Regions from separate parts of the Mus musculus genome. Here region 1 is linked to region 2. Evidence: chromatin loops called from intact Hi-C (ENCODE). Cell type or tissue: left cerebral cortex. All regions are shown on one strand. Links, peaks and the distances in the headings refer to the core of each region. The heading gives the core; the rest is flanking DNA. Region 1 has its middle 37 kb from the start of D16Ertd519e. Region 2 has its middle 120 kb from the start of Gm29823.

The links. Peaks named below come from ENCODE experiments on the same cell type or tissue, not always from the same donor. Only the 100,000 strongest peaks of a DNase experiment are listed, where the experiment ranks them.
Region 1: a loop joins it to region 2, with 2.2 times the contacts of the local background. A loop is called at or near these places in 2 of 42 quality-filtered maps.

What each region holds. Positions count from the first base shown.
Region 1 is chr16:70,649,703-70,658,052 of GRCm38, reverse strand. No RefSeq gene overlaps it. Among named protein-coding and RNA genes, the nearest start is that of D16Ertd519e, 37 kb to the right of the region's middle. In left cerebral cortex, for the core only: a CTCF peak has its summit at 3,382 (motif pointing right); DNase peaks (open chromatin) are centred at 1,724, 2,539 and 3,392.
Region 2 is chr16:70,833,648-70,841,997 of GRCm38, reverse strand. No RefSeq gene overlaps it. Among named protein-coding and RNA genes, the nearest start is that of Gm29823, 120 kb to the left of the region's middle. In left cerebral cortex, for the core only: a CTCF peak has its summit at 3,668; DNase peaks (open chromatin) are centred at 4,729, 6,810, 7,567, 7,674 and 2 more places; H3K27ac peaks cover 1,769 bases.

The DNA of each region.
Region 1 (8,350 bases), core at 166-8,165, 180 kb after region 2:
ATCTGCCTTTTAGTGTCCCATCTATAAGCAAAAAAATATTTCTCAAATATCCTCAGAAAAAAATAACAAAGCCTACATTAGGGCATCAGTATCTAGCCTTTTACTGAAATTTTGACTGTTTCTGCTTTAAATATATTAAAGCAATTAATGGTGAACATTCACATAAATTGGTAGATGATATATATATATATATATATGAATATATATATATATATATGAATAGGTAGATAGGTGAATCATAGATGATAGATGAATAGATAGATAATTTTCTTCTAGTTATTCAAAATAATAGATATTAGTCACATTGACTATAGTTAATTATTAAGAATAAATGTTATTTTATTAAACTTAGAAAAATATTTTAAAAACCGGTATTTGAATTTAGTGGGAAACAGTAAGGAGATATGAAGAGATGAAATGAGGATATATAACTCAGGAACAAAAGAGGATTTAGCAGAAAAGGATATGATAGGGGCAGTGAGAGATCATTTTTAATAGAAATAGGTAGAGGAACTCCAAATCAGACACTATATGAAAGTATGGGAGTGACCATTGCCACACCTATCCATTTTCTGCCTGCTGTCTTTTATCTCATTAAAAAGAAACAAAAATGCTAATTATTGCCTCTTACCTATATGATTTAATTATACTACCAGACAATCTTCACACCACCTCTAATTAAAGCAATAAAGGTCTCCTAAGTTACAGTTGAGAAAAGACCAAACAAAAAAATTGCCTAAGGAACAAACCTGCCATTGGTAGGAAGCACGAGTCTGAAGTCCATAGTCTGAAGGCCACACTGACTGCCATTGCTTTTCAACTGTGTGCACTGCATTCAAAAGAATCTCTTTGAGGCTTTAGGAAGCCATGTGCTTTTAAAATTGCTGTGTAATGGTGTCACCTCCGAATGCAGCTCACCTTTTAAAGGCCTCAAAAGCTTCATATAAAATGTAGGTGTTGATCTATACAGAGGAGTCTCTTGTCAGTAGGAGTAAAGGAGACACTACTGACATGGGGAAATATACCTTGCTGGCATTTATAAAGGCTGCATATTGTGATTAAACATTATTCCAAGTAGTGAAGGTGTTCTGTCTTCTTATTAGGTCAGTTTCAGTTGTTTTTTAGCATAACACTATAGTAAAGGGATAGGTAGCAACCTCATTTCTATCATAAATAATTGAAGTATAGACCTGTTTTAAGGAATGACCCAAGTTACAGCCTGAGGCAAGGAGGTGTCCCAGAACATGAACCAAATGGCACAATTCTACATCCATTCTCTTAACTTCTTTGTTAGGCTGACAAAATCTTTGAGAAACTCAATGTGAGATACATTATCACAGGAATGTATGAGTAACCCATTCTCAGAAGAAAAATGAATTATTTTTCCTTGTTATGACAATGGCTTGCATATACGATAGGTGATTAAAATATAAATTCGATTCTCAAAGACAAGACAGTATCCTACTGAAGAAGCACACAGGCTCATGTATGTGCGTAACTACACGCTCACAGTCAAGGTGGTAAGAAGTGATTTTTGTTGTCACAAAGATCCCACAGAAGCTCCTCAAGTTCCAGTAAGTAGGAGCTGTCCCTGTCATCAGCTTCCTGCTCTAAGCATACAGGAGTAGCTTGAGGTTGGTGGAGTGTCCCTCCCTGGGCAACACTTCCATCCATCTTTGTGTCCCCACAGATCTTGGTACTGTTAAACATAAAAGGTGTGCTATAGTTAATGTGCTGTGGATGGTGCTTAATGAACAAATAGCCTCAAGTAGCCTTCGTTCATGTAGTCCCCAAGCACTGATGAACACAGAGATTGAACTATCTCTTCGACCACCTTATTACTGTCTTTAAGTCGATTTCAAGATATGAGGTCTGTGGAATGAAAAGAAGAGACTTCACTGCAGCTGGTGCGACATTTGTCAGTGACCTGCTGTGGATATATTATCCACAGATGCACTGCCGTTCACAGAAGGAACACACTTCAAAAGACAAATGCTAGCATTGCAGTGTAATGTTTAGACACTCTTTTCTTGGAGGTCAGTGTAAGGACAGCAAGTAATTACACCATATCACGGGGCTCTTAATTACAGAGGTGCATATTATCTCTACTCAATGGGGTCATTTTTATATTACAGCAATTTCTCATCTCTAAGAAACTCTTTGCCTTGCATCAGAATTCTGAAACATGAAATCGTATGTAAATGTGTCCATTTAACAAGGTGATGTCCTTCCTTAAATATTGCTTTTAATGCTAGGATACAATGTAAACGTGAGGCTCCTTTTAAAGGAAAAAAGGTTGATTTTTACCATGGCTTGGAGAGGCTACAGTAAGAATGATAATAATAATAATAAAATAACAATAAACCTCTTCTGTATTTTCCACTGCTGTTAACACGAAGCCCCTTTGCCCAGGTCAGTTGAGATGCCCACCGCACTTTCCTGCCACAGGAATACATTCCCTCAGAATGGCAGCAGTCTAACATTACGTCTATCTTGCTGCCGCACCCAGCATGCGGTGACTTACTGAGCACTTAAGATACATAACCTTAGCCCAGCTGCTGGGGAAGATTTCCTGATATGCAGCTTCTCTTGTGATCCCATAATCTACATTTCAAAGCTCATTATCCTCTGTTTTAGCATCGGTGAGCAGACAAATGTGACACACTCATGGAAACGCAATTGTGTTCTGAATAAATACTTGTACTGTGTCATCAGCTATAGCAAGTATATGACAGCGATGTATATTACAACTCCTTAGTAAAGGATTAAAATGACAAGTCTGTGTGTTTACCATAAGCACACGTGTGTGTGTGTGTGTGTGTGTGTGTGTGTGTGCATGTGTGTATGTGAGTGTGTGTGTTTATATGTGTGTGTGCTCACCTGCATGTTTGTGCAAACTATGAAATGGGATCTCAGCACTCGTTTTAGATTGATGCCTTTTTCTTTCTTCACCAGGATAGTTTGCTTCCTACCGCCCTACAATTGTTTAACATGAACATCTGCAGTACTCAACAGGAGTACAAATAACCCTGACTGTCAGTCTTAATAGTCAAAAGATTGTTAATCATTAAAAACACCATGGTACATTTACCAGTCTCTAATGTATTGTTTTTCTGTCTCTCATACAGTGTGGAGAAATTTGTAAACCAGCCTGCCTAAAAGACCTCTGAAGATGTCACAGTCAAAATGGCTGTCCACATAAAACTCAAAGCAACCTTGCCAGCACTTAGAAGTAAATGCCCAAAATTGTAAAGTGCCCTGTGTGCAGTCAGCAATAAGTGGAATATCCCTTTTTCCCGAGCCTCCATTTTATTTAATAAACAAAAATAATCTGTACTTTAGAGAAAAATCAATCTGAAAGTACTTTCCAAAATATACTCCCCTAGACCTCTAGATGGCAAACTTTAGCAAATTTTAGAGCTGGCCTGAATTCTCAGTTTCTTACTGATGCTGTGTAATCCACCTAGTGAAATGATTTCCGGTTTAATAAGCTACTCAATTGTATCTGTGCGCTTATGGAACAACGCGTTAAAAAAAAGAATTTTTTTCTAAAATTTAATCTTTTTCTTTGTGTTTGTCTAATTGTGACAAGATGGTGCACCTGTGTTCTCCACCCCTGGCTGTTTGGTGTGATAGATGACCTGGAAAAGTTTTACAAGAAAGGTGATTTCAACTGACTTCTTAAAATCAGCTATTCCCTTTAATTATAAAGATTAGTTCCAGCTTTTGTTAAAGGATTTTAGCGATCTCCACGGATAATCACACACACACACACACACACACACACACACACACACACACACACACACACACAAATCCTTTGAGACATTTAAAGTAGTAGGGGTGTGTGTATGTGTGCAAATGTGACCAGAATAGATGCCTTTCACAAATCAATATCCAATGTGAAAAAAAAAAAAACCTCCAAAGAACATACAGATAGATAAACTCTTTTTTACTTCAGCTCAGATCCAGCTAAAATCATCTGAGTCCTGTGTCCAAAATGGATGATGTCTGCAACCACAGGAAGCAAGGAAGGACTGCAGCCATAGTCTATATCATTTTGAGTGTCACTTGGACTATTCTGAACAACTATTAGAAAGGAGGTTCCCTGTGCCTGTTCTGTGTATTTTATTAATCTTTAGTTCTTGTAGGAAGCATTCTCAACTCCAGTGTGGCTTAACTTCCTTTAGTGTGTATGTATGTGTTTTCATCCCTGTGTGCACACGTGTTGTATAACATTTCAGGTAATTATAAAATAATATGGTTCCTTAAAGCATTATCAAATCACCTTTGTGTTATTTGCCTCTTCTCCCTCCTTCCCATCCAGACAGACTTTTCTCCCTTTTCACTGTTGGATCCAAGTCTCTGTTTCTCCATCTCCCACTTCATATCACCAGAATTCTATTCCCCTCTCAAGACAAACCCATGCCCCACCTCTGCTACCTGTGGTCCCTTTATACTTTCCTTGTTCCTGTGGTCAATCCATGCTGTATACTCACATTTGAGTATTTGCAGTTAGCACTTCAGATGAGGGAGAATATGTGGCATATGTCTCTTTTATATTTTTTATTTTATTTTATTGGGTTTTCCCTCCGTGGTTCTAGAAGATGCTATGTAGGCTACAAAGGGAAGGAAGTAATTAAACAGTCAGTCCCAGCTGCAATTCTTTGAGAGCCAATAACGACTGGTATGGCAAGATATCCCATCTGTAAAGTACAATCAATGACATCCACATCTGGGGAGTAGTGAGTAGCTGTCTCCTGAACATAAGACCCATTCACTAGAAGGAACCCTTGCTCGGCTTTGAAAGACTTACTCATCTTCCTGGAGTTTTGGAAGTCATTGGGATTAGAAAAGAACCTACTACCACCACTTTACTAAATTAACACAATTCCTTACTACCTTCAAATATTATCTTTATCCTCACAGATGAGTGTAGCTACTATACATCACAAAAAAAAAAAAAAAAGGAAAACTGTCTTGGTTTTGAAACTCTCAGACCTAGTGGGGAATATTTCCATCAAGCCCCTTCCCCTGTGGCTAACTGAATTGCAGAATAGGAGATGGAGTGATTAGAGGGACCAGAATGGAATGCTTTGCTTTCTAAAGATATGAAGAAAGAAGGGGCAGGCTTGGAGTTGGGTGGGTGGGTAGGTAGGTTGGAAAGAACTGGAGGCATTTGAGGAGGGGAAATTGTTGGTTATCAGAATAATATTGTATGAAACTTTTTCAGTTAAAAAAGAGCTTTCTTCATAGTGAATGAAGATCATCAGCGCAAACCACAACTAGACACAATGCAGAGGTCAGGAGATGGTGGGAGCCCAGACCCAGGCGATACATCTACACCACAGGTCCCACATCTCTGGCTCAGGAAACATTGCATAAAAGGGGACAGAAAGGTTGTATAAGCCAGAAACCCAGTATATCTATGGTAAAACAGATTTTTCTAGAAAATGGCTATATAAACAACATCAAACGACTGGCATTTATCAATGTACATATAACCTGGAAAGGGAAATTATTATTTGAACCTATCATTAAATTAAAAACCATAGGCAATTAATATATGTTGGGGAAGGAATTATCCTGTACTGTGCATGATCCTTCTAATTCTCCAAAGTAGTCAGTGTTGATACTACATACACAAGTGCAACAAAAAAAGACTCGGCTGATTGTATTTATGTATTTGTGCATATATTATTGTTATTGCACACTCTGTAATGATAACTTATATATAGTATATATTACAATAATAATCAAAGGAAAATTGGCTATCATCTTGAGAGAGAGGAGGACACCAGAAGGGTTGGAGGAAGAGTACTGGGGAGGGACTGCAGGGATCTAAATGTATTTTTAATTAAACATATATCTAAAAATTTTAAAATGCTCATACATTTTAAAATTTACATTTACTAATTTTTAAACTTCCGTTTATCATTCAAAGCATATGGCATATATGCAATAGAGCTCCAGGACAGGTCAAAGGACAGCTTTCATGATTTAATCTAAGGAGTCAGGTCTTTCCTTGTATCTGTATGTGTGTTTGGGGACTGAACTCTGATAACCAGACATGAGTGGAAAGTGCTTTTATTCACTGAGTATCCTGCCATCCTGAATATATGTTTATAAGATTCTTACCTGTCACTGGGCAGTGGTGACACATACCTTTAACACCAGCAGTCAGGAGACAGAGAGCACGCAAGTCTCTGGTATTCAGAGTTAGTGCCAGGATTGCCAGAGCTACACAATGAAATACTGCCTCAAAACAAAACAAAACAAAACAAAACAAAACAAAACAAAACAAAACAAAACAAAACAGATTTCATTTTTATAGTTTTTATTTTATGTATGTGAGTGCCCTGTTGCTTTCTTCAGACACACCAGAAGAGGGCATCAGATCCCATTCCATGAGGTTGCAAGGCACCATATGGTTGCTAAGAATTTAACTCAGAACTTCTGGAAGAGCAGTCAGTGTTCTTAACCACTGAGCCATCTCTCCAGCCGAACAGAAAGATTCTTACATGTCTAATTCCATAGCCATAACCATTCCTTAGTTTAAAGTTGCTTCTGGTATTACATAAGCAAGTATTATTGAATTTGACAAGTCCATTTGCTGTTCATATTAACAATAATGTCAAAATAAGAAATGCAGTTGTAGGTAACATAAATATACTATATTTTCAGTGGATATTTGAACGATAACATAAAACTAGAACTGGATTTGTGATTGACCACTTGATGCATCAAATAGAGGAGAATCCGATTTTTCTCTCCTATATATTATAGTTATGAGAATGATATTTATAGAAGGGATATTGAGCACAGTTGGGCATCTGACTCAAATGTTGCAACAAGGTTTTTGGGTTTATTTTCAGATTGCAACTTCTGATCACTACCCTAGGTCCTCGTTGTACTTTTTGTAGTGGACAACTTGGATGGGCCTATCATCAAGTAGGAGATGTGACTCTGGGCAGATCTGTAAAGGTCTTTACAGGAAAGATTGACTGAGAAAGGAAGACTGCCTCTAGGGTTAGTGGTAACTTCAGCTGGGGATCTTGGGAAAGACCACTGCTTTGCCCTGCCTACCTTTTGCTGTTTGCCTCCTCCTGGTGAGTAGCTGTCCCTGTCACTGCAGAGGACTGGGAAGGTGCAGGGTGAAGAGGGAAGGAATGGAAAAGCTAGATGAGAGAAAGGAATAGAGATGACCTCAGTGGTCAGTAGGGTTGCCAGAGAGCTGGATCTCTTTTCCCCAATTTGGTTTTGGTTGATTTCAGTGTTGGATATCATAGCCTCTATCTACCACTGCGCTTCAGGTTTTGTTTTGTTTTGTTTTGTTTTGTTTTGTTTTGTTTTAGCTGAACCTTCTTTCCTTTCCATGTGTAAGACGGTCTCAAAGCAACTCATTAAATTGACCAACTGACTTAATCTTACTCAAAGTGTTTTGAAAACCACACCAAGAGAATCGTCACTAATAATATGTGTTCTTGTCATTATAGCTCTAGATTAAAATAAGTACAAAATGAATAAAATAATATATTTTAGAATTAGAATAAGTTATTGGTTTTCAATTATCATTTAAATGTTAGTTATTTATATAATCTTTAAAATGTGACAAAATATAGTATGTATATGATATATATATATATATATATATATATATATATATATATATATATATGTAATCTTCTTACACTATCCAAGCACATTCATTTCAACTTAGAATAATAAAATGGCAAGTTTAAGTCAAGTAACTTCAATACAAAGGACTATGATGATAAAGTGAACATAAGATTTTCTTTCATTTAGACTTATAACTATAAGCAATTTATTTGGGGAAATATATGTGTATATATTCTCCCAAACCACACTAACATGGAGATTGCTTTTGTAGTTCTTAAAAGATATTTTGATTAAACCATGCATATTAAAGTGGAATGGGAAAGAAAGGTGAAACCCTGCCCGGGGCTCCGCTCTCCTCACTGGGTTGCTTGACCTTTCAGAAAATGCACTACTTACTACCACATTCTTCCCAAGCAATACACTTTCTTTTGTCAACACAAAAACTTGAAAAGTTTCTCTGTAAATGCTTTTAAGCTGGCCATAGAAGTGCTGAGAATTTTGTGTGATCCAAAACACAGATGGTTTCCACTAGGGGCTCCTAAAAGCCTGCAGCATGAGGAACCTGCATGAGAATTCAGACAGCTCATTAGAGTCCCTAGCTGGTAAAGAGGGAGGCATCTTAGATGACAAGGAGATCCACCTAACAGTTGGGTCCAGTCACACCTGAAATCTGTCCTGCCCTTACACTTCACAAGCATATTGTCTACTATTCCCCATTTTCTTCCAGACC
Region 2 (8,350 bases), core at 167-8,166:
GCTATACAAGGGAAGCCAAGGCTTCCTTCTACACTCATCCACTCTTTTGACTCCCACTTCAAAGATGGCTACAGACTTGAACTGCAAAGATTTAGTAAAGAAAAAGCATTAGGTACAATTAAAATTTAATATCTGGCACATAATGATAACATTTAGAATGTCTCAAACATATTGCTGAAATAACATTGTTGTTTTGGTAACATTTAGGTTTAAATTTGTATGGAGTATTTTGTCTGACAACTTCATCCTGAACTCCAGATTCATCAAAAACTTATCTAGTGTGAATAGTAAAATTTGTATTAAGCTTCTGCTTATAGTCTTTATCACTTCATAATGGCAAGATAAGTCCCTGGTGGTTTCTACTTTCTTTATATAGTTCAGAATTATGCCATCAATTCAAACCACCAGATACATCTGCCATGTTTCTATTTTATTGTAGATACACATGTTGCTTGAGAGATCAGACTCTACATTCACCAACTTAAGTGTAACTCCTTAATGGTCAAATACACCCTACAGATTTATTAGGATGTCTCAGAGAGGCCCTCATGCAATCTCTCAGCAAATACTATAGGCTCTCCTTCTAGCATCAGAAAACATAGTTATTATTTTGTCAACGTTGCTGTTCCAGTTTGTTAGTGTGTGTGTGTGTGTGTGTGTGTGTGTGTGTGTGTGTGTGTACATACTATATAAAGTATGTAGCTTGATGTTAGAACCATGTTGCATGAGAAATATGTTATTACTCAGCTCCTGAGTGTTGTTTAAAATATGTACGCTGAGGGTGGATAGATGCCGCAGCAGCAGTTAGGGAAGTCTTCCCATAGGACAGAAAGTCCTGTTCACAATGTCATCAGGAAGCTCATTGTTACATATAAATCCAGGTCCAAATGTGACACAATGTGATTTTCACTCATGTAGACACACAAACCTATACAATGTACATAAATAATAGAAGCAAACCTTTAAAATGATTATACAATATTCACATATTATCTTATATACTCTTTTTTCCTGAATATTCATATTTTATTTCTAGAATAAGCATTAAAAAAAAAGAAGGAAAAGAACTGAAGAAAAATGAGAGGAACAGAAGGAAGAGCAAAAGTAAACAGGAAGTGGAGTGAGCAGGGGGAAGCAGGAGACAGGGAAGAAAGGTGAGGAAAGATAAAAGAGACAGGAAACATTAAAGAATGACAATATTTCAGAGCTGTTCTTTCCTCCCATCCAATTGGGACCACAATACCTACTGAGTGTATAAAAATTACAATTTCTGTGGAAATGTTTTTTAAGTAGGAATCAATTCATAACTGAAATGCATAGTACATCTATCAGGAATAGTTACTATGAAATCTCGCTGTGGGAAGACAGAAGTATATGGCACAGAGTTTCGATGAGGACATTTTACAAGAGCAAGCCTAAAAATCACTGCAACAAAGAGCTTCCAATAGAAATGGGACCCATGGCACCAGCCGCATATGTATCAGAGGATGGTCTTGTTGGTCATCAGTGGGAGGAGAGGCCTTTGGTCCTGTGAAGGCCCAATGCCCTAGTATAAGGGAATGCCAGGACCAGGAAGCAGGAGTGGGTGGGTTGATGAGCAGGGGGAGGGGAAAGAAAATAGGGGGTGAAAACCAGGAAAGGGGATAACATTTGAAATGTAAATAAAGAAAATATTTAATAAAAAATGGCAATCTTTGCATTAAAGCACCATGCTTAATGTTTAATAACTATAGAAATACTTCTTTTCTTATGAGACAAAAGGAACAGACGATTATCCAAACATGAACTGGTCACTGTGAGTCACAATGCAAGCCATGCTAGGAGAAGGTCTCTCTGCTCTCCCATGCGGCATCAGTATGGAGGAATTGGTTGCATCAACCTGCAAAGACAGTGGTAGCTACATTTTAATACAAATGCTACAAGTCCATTTTTTAGTATTAAAAACAATATTTTACCATGATAAACTTCTGTTATTCTTTGGCTTCTACATGACACTTGAAATTAGTTTCTGACAAAAAATATCCCATCTGCCTCTGCATGTACTAGTGGATTGAGCTGATGTATTTGGTGTGAAAAGCAAACCCTGAAGTGGAGACTTTATTGTGTTTTACACTTGATTGTTTATGCACGACAGTACATTTAAACTGACTTTCAGCAAGCCCGTTGCCAGAGTTTCAAAGGCTGGAAAATGGCACAGCCTTTCACAAAATAAAGAATAGGCAGTCACACCAGCTTACAAGTTATTTTTTATGAACAACAGAATTGCTTTTTGCTCATTTCAAACAGACCCTAAATGTGCCCAGCACAGCAAGAGAGAGTAAGAGGAAGCAGAGAGCTTAATATTCCAGCCCAGCTCACTGGAAACAACCATCAACAAAACTCAGTAAAATGACAGAGCACTGTGCTGTACAAAAACATGATTTGTCTGCTTTAAATGGAGAATAATGATTTTTAAGTTTAGAATAGAACCAAAGGACTCAATTACTATTCATGGTTTCTGAATTGTTTTACTTTGGAAATTCCTTTAGCATGAAATGTTCATCAAAATCAATGCATGAAAGTGTAGGGAGAATGAGCACGCAATCTCCCATATTCATAAAGGACTTCTTCAATTAAGATCACTGAAAAAAAATGTGTCACCAATTCATACAAAGCTACACACTATGACTAAACATTTTTAAAGAATAACTTTGGAGGAGATGGTGAGGGGGAGAGGAGTGTATGTGTGTGTGTGTGTGTGTGTGTGTGTGTGTGTGTGTTCATGTGCATGTGCAAGTGCATATATACACTCTCCTAGCTTTATTAAAACCAAGATTATTAATATACAGTACTGGCCATTATATAGAATACTATGTGAATGAGCCAGTACCAATTTTGTTTACTCTTTTTACTCTTTTAAAACTATATAATTCTTATACTCTTATTTAAGCTTATTTGAGTAAAACTGAAAATTTTTACTGGAGCAAAACCAGTTTTTTTCCCTGAGAACAACATAATTATATATTGACCAACATATCACTTTCTTAACTGTTTTCATTTACAAAAAGTAGTGTCCAATTAGTAGCTTTCACAATACAGAGCTACAGAGCTGTAAAAGAGTTATTCAGTTGTAGAAGAGTCAGTAATTGTTTAGTAATTAAGGCTAAATTATTTCATTGTTTCCTTTTGTTTTCTTCTACTTATCCCTTATAATGTTTTCAGGTTTTTTTTCCCTAAAAGTTATGCAAACAAAAGTGAATAACCTTATTCCCATTCCTGCATTTAGAAAAAAAAAATGGCTACTTGTGTGAATGCTATCAGGTTTGATTGTATCTACTTGTCTTCTCAAGAGCATGGTGCAATCCAAGCAATATTGGTTATGAACTAAGGTAAAACATATCCTTGGCTACTGATTTGTTAGGGAAACATTTGCGTTTATACTAACACTGGCAAATTTTTTGATGGATTGTTACATATTGTATTGCATTTTATTTGCCATATTAAACAAAATGTCAAATCCTAAAACCAAGCAAAACATTATCTGTATTTTTTTTTTCATTATGTAGGGGAATGGTAAAGTCCTGAAGGCAATATGAAAGCCTTAGTTAACCAGCTCCTTCTGTTTGCATATTCAATCCCTCAATGTAACATATGCATAATTTTATCATCATTGTGTGCCATCTGGAGTATCCTGATTGAACTGCAGTTTGAAAATGAGGGTTAAGAGGTAATTTGGTTGCATACATTTAGAACTGAAATGTCTCTCATGGAGCAGAACAGAGTTATTTAAAAACAGAACTATGACTAAAAGATGAAAATATATTCCATAAACTCAAGCAAACCGAGGAAGACAATTTCAAGTCTTCATGCCTTCACACTTCCAGCTTTCTTAAAAATTTAACCATAATATTCTCAGGAGACTGTTGCAAAAACCATTTGAACATATCACTTAAGGCAACAGATATTATTATAAATACTTTACCTGCTAACTTACAAATTCTCTTCATGAAAGAGAATTCCATGACTGATTAGTGAACACCAGCTAACACACTGCTAGGAAAACAACTACTTATTTTTTCCCTACACAGTCACTTAGGTGGGATGTAAAAGTTGCAAAAATTCATCAAATTTGAACATTCTACTTGAGTTCAATTTCTCTGGTGGCCCACAAGTCCCATCTTGAAGTCTGATAGTATTTCTACTCCACAATTTAACTTCCAATTACCACACTGTGATGTCAAGTGAAATACTTTATAAAACCAATTTCAAATCAGGCTTACCTTTTTTTTTATACTTATCTTTCAAAAAAAAAAAAAAAACCTAATATATGTTCCCTTTCAAAACATTTTCTTCCAGAATTTTTAAGTGCTACTGAAAGAGTCAATCAGCCACACTATGGTGGGCAACCATGTTTCAGGTCAAAAGTGTAATTGTTAAAATGGATTTTCCTAACCTAGACTTGTTAAAGGATTAATCATTTTCAAAAAGCATATATGCTTTAAAACTTTGCCCAACTAAATAACGCATTAATCTTTCTCACCTGTGTGGGGAAAGCGTTGTAAACCAACTTTTCTCAAGTTAGAATTTGTCAAATTTCCAGAAGTAAGCCCATATTACAGAAAGAACATCTATAGCCCTGTTTCCCAGCTCTGTTTCTGCTTACTATTTTTCCTGCATAAACTGAAGGCAACTTTAAGCTGGCTCCTTCAGAATTGGAAACTTCACCCACTCTTCAGTGTGTTCCGTGCACAGGGCTTTCTGGCATTTTCTGATAATATTGTGATTCATTTCCTCAGCTCACAGAACAGATATCGAGACATGATCGTCAAGACTTTGAACTGTGATTTAAGGAGAGCACACATTATTAGACAAGCACAGGCACTGAGAGAGGCAGTTCACACTGCATTTCTCCCCCTTTTTTATCCCGGACAGCAGTGAAGTGCAGGCACCTAATCTACTACTATCCTGTCACAGAACATGACATTCTAATTCAGTCAGGAGGGACTCACAATAAACTCGAAATCACACTGAATGCCTCTCTGGTATGACAATTGATTACATCTCCTAACCTTTCTGCATCTGTGGTACCATCTGGAGCATTTAGTACTTACATTATTGTACACAAAGAACAGGTAACAGCCTATAGACCCAAAGCAGGCGCACCCTTTCTATTGTAAGACTGAACCAACAATATCAAGAATGAAGAAAATGGTAGCCCATGTCATCTAGACTTCATAAAAGATTACATTACGATGGAAACTGAACATATGCCCAATAAAAAGTATTTTTGTAGACTATACAATGCAGGACTCAAATATTTAAAGTTATCTTTTCACTCTTTGGAAATTAGATGAAGCATAGAAGACACAGAGAATAATTCTTAAAAGGATCTATTATACTAAAATCTCAATGTAATTGACTCATCATTGAAGTTTAAAAGTTGAGAATGATTGTATTGTGTTGCCGTAAAACTGTTTTAACTTAATTTGAGATGTTAAGTAACTTGATCAGGGCAACACAATCAATTACAGATCTAAGATACAAATCCAGTTTACTCCTAAACCGATTATTCTCCCCACTGCATTATAAAATTTAATTGAGTTGATTATTAATTAATCATCTTGGCCACACTTATTAAATATTATACAATGTGTTGTTTGGAAATTCATAGCAGACACCTTTATCTTCTTTAAAGAAGAATAATTACATTAATTGCAATCGTTTAGGACAATAGTTCTCATGTGAGGCCAGACAATTCTTTCATATACTGTAATTCTCTCCTGCTCACTGTGGGGCACTGAGCAGTAACCGTGCCCTTTATCCAGTCAATGTCAGAAACTATATTTCTCCCAGTGATGACAAATCACTGCAAAGTGTTTTAGAAATCAACAAATAGTCAGATTTGTGGCAACGTAGGGAATCACAAAACCTGCAGCCTCCATGACCTGTTCAAATACTTAGCAAACCAGTTGGGCACTCTACTGTCACTCATGGAAAAGTTGTGGCAACTGCAAATTGTTCAAGTGTTTATTCAACGTGCAGTTTCAAAGACTCTTCTGTCCTCCCTAAATACACTCAGAAAATTTCAATAAGAGGCAATGACAGAAAGATAAAATGAACAAATTCAGAAGTACATCAGTTAGAAATTAACAAAGATGCCCAGTACAGAAAACCAGTAGTTTGTATATCTTCTCAATATTAATACTGTATATGATCTATGATTGTGATTGTAACAGTGTATAAATAAAAAGTTATTTATATTAACAACAGGTGGCACTAGTTCTTTCTGTGCCTCAGACATTCTATACAATATTATCTAATACAATACTAAGCTTTGATGATCAATGAAACTGGGAACATGTTCATTTTATCTAGTGTTTGTCTCCATGAAAACACAGGGTATTTTGAGCAATAGGGACCCTCTCAGTCTTCCTCCCTGAACATCTGTTCCATTACCGGATGCTAGTATTCTTTATCTGTTGGCAGAAATCTATCTTTGGAGTAGCTAATCAATGAGACCCAACACCATACTTAACCCTAGTAGTAATAAAGACATAACTTCTTCAGGTGCGATCTCCAACTCTCATCGGAGCAGGTGTCTGAAGTTATAACGGTAAAATTGGATCTTACCACACCCAAACTCGCAGGGATCTGACTCACAGACGCCAAAGCAAGAACAATTGTGAAAAGGTATCTTGGCAATGCGGGGATCATGAGAGCTACTGCCCACATGCCTGTTGCTTAACCATTGCCACCTGACTTGTTCGGTGTCCCCAAATGACAGAAGAAGTGTATTTAAATTCCACATTCAAGCTTCTTTGCTTCTCTCTTGTCGGGCTTATTTCTGAGTCACTTATTCAGTTGTCATCTTTATTCATGGCAAGATGTCCAATTTTGACAATCCGTGGCTTGTCAGCACCAAACGAGAACACCACTGCTTAAATGAGGAGAAAGTTCCATTTTCAGCAGCGAAGTAAACAGCAGCATTTTAAACTCATCAGTGAACAGAGGAGGTTAACCTGCTGCTCCTCCAAGTGCATTCACGGAGGGGGCATGAAGTCAGAATATTGTGAAATTCCTGAGACCTTATTGGGGGCAGGGGAAGATTAAGGAACGACCTCTTTCAAAATGTGTGCTTAGCAGCCTCCACATGGACCAGTTATGAAATCCCATGCTACCATCTCTGGCTGACAGGCCGAAGCAGGTTCCTAAGCACAACCGTTAATTTCAAGGACATAGCACCTTGTATGCTTGAGTGAGTGACCGCCTTGCCCTTCCCTACACTCATCCCAGTAATTGCTTTACTGTGTGTATAAGGAAGAATCTGGCTTATTTGTCCCCTGTCTCTTCTAGTCAAATCGAGGGCTTCTTTTCAAACAAGTGACATGTTCATTGGGTCTTTAATATAAACTGCACGTTTATATTACCATTCCAAGAAGACAACACCTGCAAAGGAAATAGGATATTATTTCCTAGGCAAAATGCTGAGATGTGTGTCTCCATGTAGGGGGAAAGCCCACATAAATGAAATAAAAAGGGACTAGCAGAGAATAAAGGACCATGGGAGTAAAACATGCTGGGTGATGCCTGGCTGCAGGAAATACAGTCTGAGGAACAACAGACAGGGTTCCCCATCTCAGGGTGTCATTCAGTTCCTGCTGCTTTTCTCGCATATGGGTTAGAACTATTCCACAATGATCTCTGCCATTTTATCTACTGACTATTTTCTTTCTTAGAACTCTGATGAGAGGCAGAGGGAGTATAGGGTGTAGGATGACAGGGAGAAGAAGGTAGGGGAAGAAAAGGCAGAGAGGAAACAGGAACAGTTTTCTTCCATTTTCCTCTTTTCCTGCTAAACTTAACGGGTAACTAGAAAAGATAGAGACCATGGATGAACATAAACTTAGAGATAAGCACTCCCATTCTTGCAAGCGCTGACTTTAATCTAACACACTTGTCCTTTCTGTTTCACTCACTTTAAGTGTTTGGACTCAGTCTTTTCTCTCTCTATTCTATACACTATCTACTTTAGACACTGGACACTTTTTCTGGAACCAAAATGTAAATACTATTCATCTACATCAGTGTTCCTTTAAAAAGCTGGGATTTGCAGAAGTTTCTCTGTGTTGCCCCCATTTTTTTTCTTTCCTTTTCTTTTCTTTCTTTCCTTCTTTGGATTTAGTGGGAAAGGCTAAATAACTTTGGTTCTGTGGCAATAAGAGTTCTGTCACATCAGAAATATATAGTCAATTCTTATTTTTTTCATTATGAGGCTGATAATTAATGATATGTAAGCAGAAGACTGTCATTAATGATATGCAAGCAAGCAAGGACAATTATGTTCCAACAATTTGCAAAACACGAAACTCAA